Linked DNA regions of Homo sapiens: region 2 is linked to region 1. The links are chromatin loops, found by intact Hi-C in ENCODE. Cell type or tissue: Caco-2. All regions are shown on one strand. Each heading gives the region's core, and the rest is flanking DNA. Links, peaks and the distances in the headings are about the cores only.

Evidence for each region. A loop is a pair of places that touch in the nucleus more often than their neighbours do. Peaks named below come from ENCODE experiments on the same cell type or tissue, not always from the same donor. Only the 100,000 strongest peaks of a DNase experiment are listed, where the experiment ranks them.
Region 2: a loop joins it to region 1, with 7 times the contacts of the local background. A loop is called at or near these places in 2 of 110 quality-filtered maps.

Annotation. Positions count from the first base shown.
Region 1 is chr5:57,646,918-57,655,264 of GRCh38, reverse strand. It overlaps LOC101928505 (a long non-coding RNA gene), which reads right to left and starts at 4,605. Exons shown (of 3, transcript NR_104668.1): 1 at 4,506-4,605. In Caco-2, for the core only: a CTCF peak has its summit at 4,761 (motif pointing left); a DNase peak (open chromatin) is centred at 4,674; H3K4me3 peaks cover 275 bases; H3K27me3 peaks cover 142 bases.
Region 2 is chr5:57,734,051-57,742,397 of GRCh38, reverse strand. No RefSeq gene overlaps it. Among named protein-coding and RNA genes, the nearest start is that of LINC02225, 160 kb to the left of the region's middle. RefSeq lists an enhancer at 6,183-7,382. In Caco-2, for the core only: no CTCF peak of the experiment used is centred there; a DNase peak (open chromatin) is centred at 6,967.

The DNA.
Region 1 (8,347 bases), core at 78-8,077:
ATTTGACAGCACAACAGGGCAACTATAGTCAATAATAATTTAACTGTACATTTAAAAAAATGAAAAGAGTATAATTGGATTGTTTATAACACAAAGGATGAATGCTTGAGGGAATGGACACCCCATTTCCATGATGTGATTATTATGCATTGCATACCTGTATCAAAACATCTCATGTACCCCGTAAATACATACACCTACTGTATACACACAAAAATAAAAAATAAAAAATTATTTTTAACAAAAAGATATAATCACATATGGTAGCAGGGCCCTTGCATAGTTCAAAGCCAGTGAGGCTACCGCCTGCACCATAGTCTATGTTAATTGCACCCCTGGAGTACAACTCCATAGACTATCCATGCAGTTGCCCTGGTAACAGATGTATACGGAAGAGGATGCACTTCTATAATTACAATGTAGCAATTACAAAAAATAATTTTAATACTTTATCCTCATAAATATTTTACAATTTTTAAAATTTTACATGTAAACAAGTCTGGGTCAATTTTTTTAACAGCAGAGGAAACATTTTCAGGACTGCTTAGTGCCTTATCCAGGGTCACAGATACCATTGGTCAACTGAGTACACCTACATGTGTTAAGCCTGCACCTAAATAAGCAGGGTTGAGTCTTTCTTGAAGTTATTCAGATCATGCCATTGTTAACATATATTTACCATTATCAGTGGCAAGTGTTGAAAGAATACGCATCTCTTTTTCTTCCTTTGCTTATGCAAATAATAGAGGAGCCTCAGACACTACAAAATGTTAATTTGTTTAATTATATGGTTTAAGAATTTTTTAAAAATCTTTGGCCCCCTCATATCCAAAACTCACCCTCATCTAAACAAAACAAAACAAAATTCCTAGTTTAAGTTTTTGCTAAAGGCACTAGACTTGGAGTCAAGAGGCATGGGGTGTATTTCTAACTCTGTAACTAAGCAGTGTTCTAATCTCTAGGGACCTCAATTTCTCCCTGTGTAAAAAATGAGGGAGTTAGAACTTCTACACCTTTTTGGCTGTACAGTCCAGGATTCAGTGCTGGCCTGCTTAAAAACCCATTTAGTCTACTGAAAGGAGTTGGCTATTCCAAAAGTAAAGCTCCCTGACAGTAAAGAATAACGCCAGACAACAATGCCAGCCCATGTGACAAGATGGCACTATAAATAGACAGCCCAGAATATCTGTTCATAGGACTAGCGGCTGGTAGCTCATCAGCTGCCTGGAGCTGCTATAGATTCACAAGAAACTTCTTTGTTTGGCTCTCCTCCCTTAGTTCTAAAAATCCAGTAGCTAATTTGAGATTTAGCACTAATATATCAATGTTGTATGTGGCTTAATACACTGACAAGCTTGTGGAAATAGGTTTATTGCTTGTACATGCTCGGTTCATGCCTTCCAGAAGAAGATTTGAGAGACAGTCCTGCTCTGTCTCCTCAGCTAACCCTCCTCATAATAACCTGGGATTGTCTTTTAAAATAGGACAGTGAACTGTAGCCATGCCAAACCACAGAGATGAGCTCTGAAAAAAGTCATGTTAAGGGAAGGAAAGATCACTAAATAATGCAAAGATACATTTTCAAATTTTACTTTTCCTAAAGTTCAAGGCACCTGTTAGTCTAAGAGAAAGATTAGATTTAGGGAGAAGGATGCTTATACCCTCACCACTATGAGCAACAGACATACACACATGCACTTGTTTCTCTCGAATTCCTCCTATATCCCTCCAGTTTCCAATTCTTTCTTAAAGCCACCTATTCATTTTCTCTACTTGCATTGCATTTACCTTCTCCCACCTTAAGTTTCTACACTTATTCCTGTGTTTTTTTTCTTGAAAAACTTCTTAAAATCTCATCTTCAAGAAATGCCCCCAATTTTTCAAAATGCAGCCAGAATTTTTTTTAAAATAGTATAAATAAACTTTGAAATGGTTTTACTAAACACTTTCTGGTTTTTTTAATTTAACATTGATAATTCACAGAAAACAATCATTTGAACATGTAAGCAAACAGCATTTGATTGCAACTGTATTTACACAATAATCATGGGTAAACCTGTCTTTAAAAAATAAAGTCATCGAGCATTGTAATTCTTTCCATCTCAATGCCAGCCCATAATACCTGCTCTATGGGGTGTGGCTAGGTTTTTTTCCCTGCCCCTGGATGAAATGTTAAGGAGCCCAAAAGATTTTCTCTGTTTGTTGAACAATTAAAAATTCTATAGTCATTTCTACTTGCAAGAACTGTCTCATTTCACTAATTCAAACAGGTTCTTGTAATAGTTAAAATTCCACAAGTCATTTTAAGTTGACTATTTCTCCCTACTCCAGATTGGGCCTCCTTCGGAAACTTACAGTGGAAAACAAAGAAAGCAGACATCTTGTTTCTCTGTCAGCTTCTCTCTACCTTATACCCAAATCCGCAGGATTGCAAGGGGAGAGAAACAAAAGAAAAGAAAGCAGGAAAAGACCTGCTTGATTTGCTCAGTGTTGATGCTCTTGGTGGTGTGACCAAAGCTGACTTTTTTCTTGAGCATATGATTGTGAATTCTTCAGAGGTCCCTGATGTATCTTCTTTAGCTGACCAATTGCTACTCCTCATCAGCTCCTGCCTCTGCAACCAACCCCACATTCTCATACTTCCAGGGCCCCCTTGCCTTTGCAGAATTCATTTCAGAGGCTCCAGCTTTCACATCAGGCCCATGGGAAAGTACCCCCTTCATGCCAAATGGTGAAAGTGCAGCCTTAGCTCTTTCCCCACCTTCATACATGGCTTCAGCCAATATTTCATTTCAAGATTATCTTCCATAGTACACAGACAGTAAACTACTGTGTCCCTCCAAATCCAGGAACACATCAAGATTCCTGATTGGTTACCTTGCAGCACTTTACACTAGATTGAAGTGAGAGTGAAGCACCCAGCACTTTTCCGGTGTTGGGAGTGAGGGCAGACTCCCAGTACACAGAAAATCCTCTGTTTAAATATCAATCCTTCTTATGCTCAAAGTGCATATTGAGATAAATGTCATAAAATCAGCCCTTCTCTACTGCACTTGAACATCCTGCACAGGTGATCTCACAGCATGTGCTGGATGGGAAAGTACTTGCCCTCTGCTGCCTTCTCAGACAAATTGGGTACAGTCACATAGAAAAAAACTCCTTTTAAATATCCTTTACTTACATCTATAGATATTATTCTACACATCAAAACATTTCTATAAACATATTACCTTTCCATAATATAAAAAACTAAAATTCAGGTTTTATAAATTTCAAGATGGCTGACTAGAGAGGTCACATGTAAGTTCTCCTCAGAAAGAAGAATGGAACGTAGAGGTAAATAATCAAAACTCACATAGAATATTAAAGAGAGGGTGCCGGAACTATTGGAGAACTCACAGGAAGAAGCTACCATACAGAAAAAGACAGAAGCAAAAGGCTGGCTGAGATCAAACCCTCCTGAGGGACTTGGTATTTCATCAAAAAGGTAAATGTTCTTGGCTCCCTTCACCCTTGCAGCAGACTGCTGGTTTCCAAACTTTAGAGGTCTCCTCTGCTTTCATGAGCCCAAGCACTAGTATGGGTGGTGATTTGGTAACTTTTTGAGGACATCACACCAGACTACCAACTTGCACACAGTCACTCACCCTGTTCCTGGACCCAAGCTGTGGTAGCAGGTGCCATATTTGCTGCATACCCATTGTGAGACTGTTTTCTGCCCAGGTAACCTCAGCCCTTGTGTCTCCACATTGCCAGATCTCCCACAGACATTCCCCAGCACCAGCTGGGATTGTGACAGCCACACAGGCCTGACTGGACCTAGAGAAGCTGCAGAATGCCCATGGCCCAGGTCTCAGGGAGTGCTGCTCCTAAGGGAAGAGAGAGTGCAGCCCACCAAGGAAGTACCTCTTCCCTGGGGCAAAGGAAACCAGAGCACATTCTTTCCTGTGCTTGAGAGCTTCCACTTATGCGGTAAAGTTGACTGTGTCTCTTCCAGCAGAGACAAAGATGCCATGCTCAGCTCTGTGGGAAAGGAATATGTTCCACCCCAGTGGCCATATGGCCCCAGTGCTTGAGCATGGCTGTGGAGAGGGAGACCTCTTTTTTCTACCCTCCCCACAACTACTGCAGAAACAGCCATGGCTGCACGCATAGGAGACTGACATAGGCATGCTGGTGGATGGTCATTCTAGGACTGTTAGGGGTGGATGTACCCCATTGGCAGTGTGCTTACCAGGCCCAGGCTTGCAAAATGGCAGGGCCCTTCCCACTCTCTACATAGAGCAGCAGCATTCCTGAAGCAGAGAAGAGGAGAGCCTCAAAGTTTTACGTTTTGGGCTGAGAAAAGAAGTTCCACACCATAACCACATTGGTAGAGAATCACAGAGCAGGTACCTTTCATGGCTCTCAGATTCACTGCAGCTTGGAGATAGTGAGGTCTGTCTGACCCGAATGTCTGGAGTGCCAGGACAGAAACATGACAGGAAGGTGAATTGCATTCCTACCTGGCCAGGCCGTGGAGCTGAGGTAGAAACCTCAGCAGAAGCCTCAGCACATTTCACCAGGAGCTCCCTCAACCACCCAGTCAGGTCTGGTGCTCGTGTTTACCGTTGGGATATCTGAGGTCAAAGTTGAGCTTGACAGTCCAGCTCCACCCAGCTTTGTGGGTGGTCCACAGAACAGCCCATTGGCTGAAGCAAAAGAGAGCTTCTCTCAGTAAACAAAGATCAAGTATATGCCCATCTGCTTCTGCAGATAGTCAGCTGTTACCTGTAAATGCCACCTACTGGCCTGGAGATTGAACTGCACAGTGTAATACAAAACCTGCTGACACAAGCGCACAACAGTGAGGAATGAGCTAAGATTCCTGAGACTTCCTCTATCCTGATACCCAAGGAGGCAGTGAACCTGCTCACAAACCCACCCAGTATGTAGCTACAACCAGCATTTGAGAAAGCCACCACACAAAAGCTATCTATAACCATGGAACACACATAGAATCCTTGCCACTGAAAGCATCCAGAACCAAAGTAAAATAACCATACACAGCATACAGCATAGTCACATCCTCAAGGAGGAAAAAAATTCCTTTCCAAACGAAAGTAAATTCAAAAAAAAGAAAGAGAGAAGAAGAGATAGTTTATCTAGATGAAAAGGAACCAGAGGAAAAATTCTGGTAATATGAAAAAACAGAGTGTTAAAACACCCCAGTGAATCACATTAACTCTCTAGCAATGGATTCTAATCCAAAGGAAATCTTTGAAATACCAGATAAATAATTCAAAATATTGATTTTAAATAAGCTCAATGAGATACAAAAGAAAATTGAAAACCAACACAAAGAAATTAGAAAAACAATTCAAGACATCAATGAAAAAATTGCTGAAGAGGTAGACATTAAAACAAAACACACACACAAAGAACATCTAGAAATGAAGAATTCATTGAATTACAAAATATAGTTGAAAGCTTTAATAATAGACTAGACCAAGCAGAAAAAAGAATTTCAAAGACAGATCTTTTGAATTAGCCCAGTCAGACAATAATAAAGAAAACAGAATTTCATAAATGAACAAAGCCTTTGAGGAGTATGGAATGATGTAAGACAACCAAATGCACAAGTCATAGCTATTTCTGAGGGAGATGTAGAGAAAGTTAAAAGTTTGGAAAACTTATTTGAGTAAATAATTAAGGAAGATTTCCTTAGGCTTGGTAGAAATTTAGACATCCATTTCTGGAGAGGTTGTGGAGAAAAAGGAACGCTTATAGACTGTTAATGGGAGTGTAAATTAGTTCAACCATTGTGGAAAACAGTATGGTAATTTTTCAAAGTCCTAAAGACAGAAATACCATTTGACCCAGCAATCCCATTACTGGGTATATACCCAAAGGACTATAAATCATTTTATTATAAAGACACATGCACATAAAAGTTCTTTGAAACACTATTCACAATAGCAAAGACATGAAATCAACCTAAATGCCCACCAATGATAGATTAGATTTGTTAAAAAAGTGTAAAAAAAACTTGTCAGCCACAAATTTTGTATTCTGCTAAATTCAGCTTCATGATGTACATATACACCATGGAATACTATGCAACCATAAAAAAAACTCAGATCATGTTCTTTGCAGGGATGTGGATGGAGCTGGAGGCCATTAACCTTAACAAACTAACACAGGAACAGAAAACTAAATACCACATGTTCTCACTTATAATTGGGAGCTAAGTGATGAGAACACATTGACAAATGGAGGGGAACAACACACACTGGGGCCCATTAGATGATGGAGGGTGAGAGGAGGGAGAGGATCAGGAAAAATAAATAATGGGCACTAGGCTTAATACCTGGGAGATAAAATAATCTGCACAACAAAGCCCCATGTCACAAGTTTAGTTTATCTATGTAACAAGTCTGCACATGTACCTCTAAACTTAAAATAAAAGTAAAAAAAAATACTTTTTATGCTACTTTACATAATGAAAATCAGAAAACTCAGGGTTGATCAACTCCTTGTCATTTATGCCTCTTCAGGTTACTGCCATTCATAGATATTTCTCATCATCAATTTTGAATGCAAGATAAAGAGCCCAAAACCTAAAAAAGAGAGAGAGACAGATTTAGACATCCAGATACAAGCTCAGAGAACTCTAGGAAAATGCATTGCAAGATGGACTTCACCAAGGCATATAGTCATCAGGGCCTCTAAAGTCAATATGAAGGAAAAACTTCTAAAATCATCAAGAAAAAAGCATCTAATCACCTATAAAGGAAATCCCTTCAGATTAACAGTAAACTTCTCAGCAGAACCTTTACAAGCCACTATAGATTGGGGTCCTATTTTCAGACTTCCTAAAGACAAAAACTGTCAACCACAAATTTTGTATCCTCCTAAATTTAAGCTTTATAAAAGAAAGAGAAATAAAATATTTCCCAGACAAGCAAATGCTAAACTAATTCATCACCACTAGACCAGTCCTACAAGAAATGTTTTAAGGAGTTCAAAACTTGGAAACAAAAGGTCAATGCTCACTATTGTAAAAACAAATGAATGTACAAAATAATTCACAGGTCTTATAAAACAATTACACAATTGACACTACAAAGCCACTAGGTAACAATTAACATTATGACAGGGACAAAACCTCACATATCAACATTAACCTTGAATGTGAACGGATGAAATCAGGAGTGTCAATCTTTTGGTTTCCCTGGGCAACATTGAAAGAAAAATAATTGTCTTGGGCCACACATAAAATACACTAACACTAATGATAGCTGATGAGCTAAAAGAAAATGCAAAAAAGACTCTAACAGTTAAAAAAAAAAAGACAAAGAAGGTGATATGGTCTTGCTCTGTGTCCCATCCAAATCTCATGCTGAGTTATAATTCCCAGTGTTGGGAGAGGGTCCTGATGGGAGGTGATTGGACCATGGGGGTTGGTTTTCCCCTTGCTACTCTCATGATGATGAATGAGTTCTCACAATATCTGGTTGTTTGAAAGTGCGTAGCACTTCCCCCTTCCCTATCTCTCTCCTGCTCCACCATGGTAAGACATGCTTGCTTCCCATTCACCTTCCACCATGATTGTAAGTTTCCTGAGGCCTGCCAGCCATGCTTCCTGTAAAGCCTGTGGGACTTTGAGTCAATTAAACCCATTTTCTTCATAAATTACCCAGTCTCAGGTAGTTCTTTCTAGCTGTGTGAAAATGGAGTAATAAAGAAGGCCATTATATAAAGATATAGGGATCAATTCCATGAGAAAATGTAACAGTTCTAAATATATATGCACCCAATACCAGAGCACCCATATGCATAAAACAAATTACATTAGATGTAAGAAAAGAGATACACAGTAACATAATAATGGTGAAAGACTCCAACACCTCACTGACAGCACTAGATCATAGAAGCAGAAAACTAACAAGGAAACTCTGGACTTAAATTGTACTCTAGACCAAAAGGACCTAATAGGCATTTACAGAACATTCTATTCAACAACCATGGAATATATATTTTCTTCTCATCAGGACATGGAACATTTTCCAGAATAGACAACATGTTAGGTCACAAAACAAGTCTCGATAAATTAAACAAAAAACAAAATTATATCAGTTATCTTCTTGGGCCACAGTGGAATGAAACTTGAAATCAATACCAAGAGGAACACTCAAAACTATACAAATACAATGAAATTAAACAACCTGCTCCTGAATGATCTTTGGGTCAAAGACAAAATTAGGATGAAAATTTAAAAAATTTTTGAAACACATGAAAATAGAGCTATAACATACCAAAATCTCTGGGATGTAGCAAAAGCAGCACTAAGAGGGAGGTTTATAGC
Region 2 (8,347 bases), core at 68-8,067, 87 kb before region 1:
ATACCCATGTAACAAATGTGCACACGTACCCTCTGAATTTAAATTAAAAGTGGAAATTATAATTTTTTAAAATGCCTTCTGCATAATCGGCTTCTTTAAGACCCATTAGGTCAGAGGCATCAAATGCATAGGTTACTATTTGCTATGGTCCAAATGTTTGTGTGTATCCTAAACTCATATGTTTAAATATTAACCCCCAATGTGATAATTTTAAGTGACAGGACCTTTGTAAGGTGACTGGTTCATGACAGCAGAGTCCTCATGAATGGAATTAGTGCCCTTAAAAAAGAAGCCTGAAGGAGGTAGCCCCTTCTGTCATAGGAGGAGACAAAAAGAAGATGCCGCCTGTGAACAAGAATCTAACCGAATCTGTTAGCACCTTGATCTTGGACTTTCCTGCCTCCAGAACTGTAAGAAATAAATTTCCATTGTTTATAAGACACTCAACTTATGGTATTTTGTTATAACAGCCAAAACAGAGTAAGACATTGCAGCTTGAGCCAACTAAGACACTATTTAACACCCCTTTGACAAACGTTTCACTTGTCCAATCTTTGCTTCACATCCCTGCACATGTTCTAAACAATGACATTAAATAAAAATGCTACTGAGGTACAAGCTTTAAATTCTGAAATAACATTGAACATAGTAAATGATTTTATTGCTATTAGGTTATCTTGAAACCCTAAAATGTAACAACTACAAGATTTTGCTGGAGATAGGATTGCCAAATAAAACATAGGACACTTGGGTAATTTTGAATTTCAGATAAGCAAATACTTTTTTAGTGTAAGTATGTGCCAGGTAATACATTTTTAAATAATACCATTGGTCACTGTAGTAAGGGCAAGAAAATATGGTGAATCATATCCTGGCTTTTAAAGGCATCCACTCAGAAATGACACCCATCAATTACACTGACATTTCATTGCCAAAACAAGTCAAATGGCCATGGCCAACCTCAAAAAAGTAGATAATTGTGATCCTAACTGGAAGGAAAGAAACTGGAATATATAGGTAGAGAGCCCTAATGGCAACCACACACACACAACATTTTAATTCACATTTTATAAGAATAATTACAAATTAAAAGATGAGCATCAATCAAACACATTAGAATGGTTGCTTATGGGAGTAAGGAGGAAGGAAATGAAAGTGGAAATTAGGCTAAAAGTGAAGGAATAAACAAACAAGAAATAAGAGAAGGCATTATTACTGTCAGTGTACAGGTAGGTATACTGGGAATCAAGTTTTTAATGTGTCATCATGACCCCAACCAATACTTAAACAAGAGCTCAAACTTAAGTATTCTGACTCCACATCCCATTCTCTGTCCCCTAAATTTCCAGGTCTCAGGGTTACACGCTATGATGGATAAATATAATTGTTTTACATTGATAATAGCTTCCTATCCACATGATAATTTGAATAGGATGTGTCGAGACCCCACATACCTAAGATAAAGCTTATCTTATTTCTTTTTGATAAGCAGCATTAATAACATTGTGGAAAAAGCAAGAAGTTAGGAGTCAAATGAACCTGCATTCAAATCCCAGCCTTGTCAAGTAACAGTCTTATGACTTTTGACATGCGATGTTAATCCCTGTAAGTATCAATGTCCTCCTTTGCAAACCTTCGTAAATCCAGGATAATAATGCCTAACTTAAAGGCGCCACATAAAGATTAAATAAGAAAAGGACACATCACAGAGCCTGGCATTTAAATATTTTAAACTTTAACTATGGCTTTTTATTGCCCCAAAGTTTATAATTTACACTGAGCTGATAATCTGTGTTCTTCTGCTTTAGCCTATTTGTGATTCATTTGGTATTTCCTCTATGTCTGTCACACTATTACTAGTAAAAGCTTACTTTAGCTAGTTACTTCGTTACTTAGGATGTTCACTGCAAATGTAATGAGCAAAAGTGAAAATCAGTCACTGGGGCCTTCAGCTTGATATTTAAGCTTCATAGCACCACTGTAAAGACTGTAGTAAGTAAAACACCCTGTGATGTTTCTTAAAGTTGAGGCAAAAGCCAAATGATAGGTGAATAATTTCTTAAGCTACTAAGCTTTCATTTAATTTGTCCATAGGAATCCCACCCAATTCATTCATCCAGCATAATGAATAAAGGTTTCTTCTTCCTGTTTGCATGAATGTGACCCAGTGACCATCAATATATTTTAAAGGATCAAAGAAAGCTTTAAAGAAAGAAACAGTCCTTAAAAATGATTATTTCCTGTTTTTCATTATCATTTTACTGCTTGTTTAAGCATCTCCAAATGACATATGATTACATTTTATATGATTTTGAAATTTGAGCTAATGTAAATGGTGTCATATTATGTATATTCTGTGACTTGTTTTATTTATTTGACAGTGTGTTTCTGAGAGTCAGTCATGTGCGTGTATGAAGTGACCATTTATTCTATTTTGCTACTCTATGGTTTTCCATTTATAAGTACACCAGGACTCATCTTCCATGCTCCACCTGCAGAGTACTGAGTGCCCTTGAGTAGGAGGAAGGCCACGCAATGAAGCAGAGGCCCAGAGGGAGGGAGATGGGCTATGCAGGACACATTTGCCGTGTCTAAGCTGACGTGATGATCATTTTGTTATTACTTATACTGTGTCTAGTCTTCTGTATTTATAAAACACAGAAGAAATATTTTATAATTTCAAAATCAGGGGAAGGATAGAATGTTGCTCTTTGTTATGTGACCCAAAATACATGGCCCTTTCATCAAGGAAAAAGCTTCACTTTACATTGGCATTAATGACACTGGAATTTGGGTTTGTTTTCTTTATTTTTTTCCTTTTAAAAAGTGACCCAAGGTACAGGGAATTAGTTCCTTTTGACTTCTTATGTCATCCCAACCAAATGTGAGACTTAACGTGTGAAAGTCACCTGAAGCACGTGGCATCTAAAAACTATTGGTTTTTTAAAATATATGTTTTAATAGACAAATAATTGTATATATTCATGGGGTATAGTGAGATGTTTTGATATATGTACATGTTATTCATCAATGAGTATCATTGATATAAAAGTAGGTGCCCAATAAAGACTGGAATATAGTAGACATACAAAACATTGGTAAAGCACTCTCACAGACAAAAAGCTGCATATCAAAATGGGAAGCCATGTATCAGAATAACAGGAGAGAAATGGTTGATATAGGCAGACACATAGGGGAAAATATTTATTCATTCAATCAATCATTAAATATAAATCAAGCATGTACTATGTGCCAAAACCTGAGCTAGATGCTGAGGTCACAAAGGTAAATTTGACCCAGGCTCTGCCCTCAATCAGTTTACAATCTAATGCTTACGCTACTACAGTATTTTGCAAATATTTCCACTACAGAAGTCATTGCATCATATTGAATAGGCTGTTTGTCTGGAAACAGTTGCATCTTCAGGGTAGGGCATGCATCTTACTGCTCAATGTCTAGGGTGACTGGTGCAGATAAGGTCTCAGTAAATGTGTATTGAGTGAATCACAAATGAATACTGGATTGCCCCAGAAATCTATAACTTATGGTTGCCTTCTATAGTTTTTCTTTCTTGTAAGATCCCTTAATTTTAGATTTTGCCTTCAGAACCTAAAAATCTTCAAGGCAAAGTTCTCACCCTCAAATCTCATATCCCCAATGCACTACTCTGGCCCTACACACACATGCGTGCACACACACACACATAACCACAGGGAAAAATTTTTTTAATTGCAATAATGACCATTTAGAGCCATTAATGAAAAACTGGAGTTTAACAATGGAATCTCAGAAAACATCCTGGGGAATTATTTGCTTCACTGTCTCACTCTAAAAGACAGCCTACTGGCCCAGCATTCTTGAACACAGAAACCTGAGAGCTCTAACAGAGACTCTGCGTCTTTACTCACTGCACAAATTGACTTGGATAGTGCAACAGACAGATGACCTTTGTACAGTTGAGAAGATCAAAAAATTAGCAAGAAGGGCAGCAGCCTAGAGAAAGCAAAGCAAGGAGAAGGATTTTGAGACCCAGGCTAGAATGTAGCACTGTTGAACAAAAGACAATAAAAAGGTTGGAAAATTGAGTGTGCCGCCTTGTCAAATAATATGACAAATGAGAAAGGAGAAAACAAAGCCTAGGATTCTAATGGTTTAGGATCTCATAGAATACAGAGAAGGTTGACTGATGGGAGTAGAACAGGGAAAAGTTTTTGGGGCAAGAGAGAAGCACCTCTGTATTTACAGATTTTCTCTTGGCTGTTTGTATCCTGATTTATTCACCTTCATCAGCCCTTCCCGTGGGGTCAGCATTGAGCTGTAGGACTGATAAATATGACCTGGATATAAAGATCAGCTGTTTACTATTACTCTTTAGAAGATTTGGTCATCTGAAAATTCCAAGCAATCTAAGAATTTCTGTAGTCAGCAGTCAAAGACCTTAATTAACTGCCCTAATTTCTAGTTTCCAATCCCTGTTGGTCAAAACCCCAGACCTCAGTCTCTGGCCTTCAGTAATAAATTTCTGATATATCAAGATTTTATTTAGATTAATCTTTTTCATTTTAAGTTGATGTCAGTGAATTTGGATATAAGTATTAAGGAACATAATTTAGCATAAATACCCCTGAACTATCAGTAAATGGTTCATCATGTCTCTGTTTATAGGAATGTTTCCAATCCAACTGCTTTATTGACTCTGGGAACAGAAACTGTTTCTTCTACTCTCTTATATATCTGTACATGTCTTTAAGTCTGGCTGAGAGAAGAGTTGGTGCCTAGTAAACATGTTCTGATTTATATTAAAAGAACAGATCCTACTTTTCTCATTAGGTCATCAGAGGATATGTTAAAGCATTGCTTACTCTAGGTATAAGAGGTACAAGAGGTAACTTTAAAACTTATCTTTCTCCTTGTTTAACCCAAGAAAGACTTATCAGACTGTAACTAGTGCAAGTCATGTAGAGAAGCTTTGCCCTGAGCTGGTACACTGCCTCTTAATGGTTTCCAAATAGCCACATCCACAGGACCCCCAAAATAGATCACTGAATCAAACTCGTAGGAGTTGTTATGTAGAATGAACGAATGCATGTTCAAGCAGAGGCTTGGTTTTCTCTCCTTTTCTACTTCTGAATGTGATCTGAATACAGTTCTTAAGTCTAACTTCCTCAGAAGCTTTTTCTATTAGTCAAATTATTTGTTTTTTCTTTATTTATCAAGTACATATTAACTGAACTCCTCAAACATGCCAGGCCCTGAGAAAAGATGTTACAGTTGCTTTCATCCTCAAAATGGAGTTAGAAAAAAAAATGACTTAGGCTATTTCAAAGCATCACGATTAGGATTATGTTAGAAGAAAGCAAAAAGCACCACGCATGCACTTGCAGGGCACCAGCTGGTAGGGAGGTGGTGGACGGTGTCCAGGAAGGCTGTTGTAAGTCCCTGTCACTGTCACTTTGCACTGCCACTAGCCTTTTAGAAATTATTTTGATACTTCATCTGGTTTTGGAAGTAAGTGCTAAAATCTGTTTGGGAATTCATAGCTGAAAGCAGTTGGCAACAGGGCTTTGGAACAAGGCCGGGAAATCACAGCACATCTCTCCTCTTCCTTTGTCAATAGGCTACACAAAGGAGCACTTACAAAACAGTCCTATAAATCACATGTTCTTATGTCTCTAATTGATAATTCATGTGGAATCCAATTGCAGTCAAGTTTGATTCCTTTGTTCTCTTACCTGCAAACATATATCAAAGGATTAATGGCCTTAAAATGGATCTAGGTGCAAAAAAGTCCTGGAAAAATATCTTTGTCTCTCCCTAAATCCCTTCCCTTACTATCTTAAGGGGGCCCCTTTCTTCCTCTTTCTTCTCGTGAACAGATAAATGTCCCTGTGAGATTCGAATTTCCTTTGCCTAGTGAATTACAAAGGGATGAACCTTGAAATGAAGATGTGTCATAGATCACCTGAGCTATGGCATTAAAGAGAAAAGTCAACTTTTAAAAGGAATGAGTGGGATTAAAAAAAGAAAGAAGAAAGGAATTACAGTGTTTCAGGCAGACATCAGATACTTCTCAGGAAAATAGGCATGGAGTTAGTAATCAAAGCTTGAATTTTAACTTTTAAGAGTCTTTTTTGACATAGTGTCTCCCATTCAATCTCAAATAGCTCTAATTAACCGAATGTCGATACTAAAATTTGACTAAATATACCTTGGTCTCCACATCTCTAGACAGCATTCCTGAGAACCACCTACAATTTGAATGGAGTCAAGGAGAGAGAGATACTATGAGAGAACACAATAGGACTGCTTTTTTAAAACATCATCACAAGATGAAAATCAGCCAGGCCTAAAAGAACAATTTTAATATTCCCACTGCCAGGAGAAGAGTTGGTCACTATTTGGTTATTGGGAAAAAAATCCCTAATTCCAAAGGGCTGACTGTAGAGTCTGACCAAGTCTGACCTCTGATTCATCCACCAAACACACAAACCATGAAAAGAAAAACAAGTTTCCATCTTCTGTTACAGAAAAGGGCTCCGGATCCAGACCCCAATAGAGGGTTCTTGGATCTTGTGCAAGAAAGAGTTTAGGGTGAGTCCATACGGTAAAGTGAGAGCAAATTTATTAAGAAAGTAAAGGAATAAAAGAATGGCTACTCCATAGACAGAGCAGCCCTGAGGGCGGCTGGTTGACCATTTTTATGGTTATTTCTTGATGATATGCTAAACAAGGGGTGGATTATTCATGCCTCTCCTTTTTAGAACATATAGGGTAACTTCCTGATGTTGCCATGGCATTTGTAAACTGTCATGGCGCTGGTGGGAGTGTAGCAGTGAGGATGACCAGAGGTACTTCTCCTGGCCATTGTGATTTTGCTGGGTTTTAGCCAGCTTCTTACTGCAACCTGTTTTATCAGCAAGGTCTTTATGACCTGTATCTTGTGCCGACCTCCTATCTCATCCTGTGACTCAGAATGCCTTAACCGTCTGGAATGCAGCCCAGTAGGTTTCAGCCTTATTTTACCCAGCTCCTATTCAAGATGGAGTTGCTCTACTTCACACACCTCTGACACTTCCATTGACTGGGCGATAGGCAACACTTTTCTTTTTCTACAGTAAAAACATGACTTGAAAATGTAAGGATATGTCAGTTCCTTCTCTCGAGGTTGCTGCCAGGCCATACCACAGGTTCTGCTGAACACATTTGTTCATGATCTGCTTACGAGTTTCAAAGTTGGGGAGTCATTTTAAAAAATCATCTGTAATTTACATGCTTTGCCGACATTCCAGAAGGTGTTTTTTTTTCCAGTTAAGAACCATTTTGTCCTTTAGGGCGGTCTCTGAGGGGAGTTTGCTCTGGGTGTTTGTAGCACAGTGCAACTCTGCTATAGTTTCAGAAATCATGGATTGTTTTTCTTCTTGATACGTATCTATAATGACATTTTACTATTTTGCTCTTGATTCAAGGCTATAGCTATTCAATTAAATCTTGAAGTCCCACTTTTATTATCTAAATTTTGGCAACCACAAAAAAACTTCTCTCTACTCACTGTAACCTCCATAGGAAATATAATGCAGAGAATTTATACTTACATGGGAGTCCATGAACAATTAGAGTCTTTCCAACATTTCACCCGAGCATTTCTCCAATAAATTAGTAAAGCTGCCACCCCTTGCCTTCCCTACTGATTTTGGTGAAATTGGAGAGAAAAATTGAGCTCTGCTTTGCACTGGTACCGATCTTTAGCCTCACTTTAATGTCGACAGATGTTTTAGAAGTGCATTCTCCAAGTTGTTAGGAAAATCCTTTTCCCTGAACGCCTGCTGGCAAGTTAAAATTGAACAGTATTCTTTGTCTCTTTCCAATTTAAGTAACAAGTAAAATAACTGTTTTTGTGTCTGGCAGGAATAATTCATCTTCATCACTTCACAAAGAACTCTATCCTTGAACAGCCTGCAGTATGACTATATTGCCAGCAGAAGGGAAACAAGTCAAAGAGCAAAGCAGAAATGTTCCTAGGAAAGATTGCTACTTTTCTATCAAAAATGTGCAATGGCAGAGGTCTCATGAAATGAAAAATACAAATGGTCTAAAAATAAGTAAACACTATCTATCATGCTAAGCCTTTGTGTATCATCCTGCTCAGAGCAAGTAAAATGTAAAATCAATGCTATTGTTGGAATAGGGAAAAATCTCTTGCAGGTGTTGATGAAAACAGAAAGTCCTCTCTGTCTTTCCACTTACCCACCTTAAGTCTCTAAAGTGTCACCTTGATGAAAGCTAAAGGGAAAAACAAGATACAAAAATAACTCAAAAATTGCCACCCTCCACCTGCATCAGTCATTTG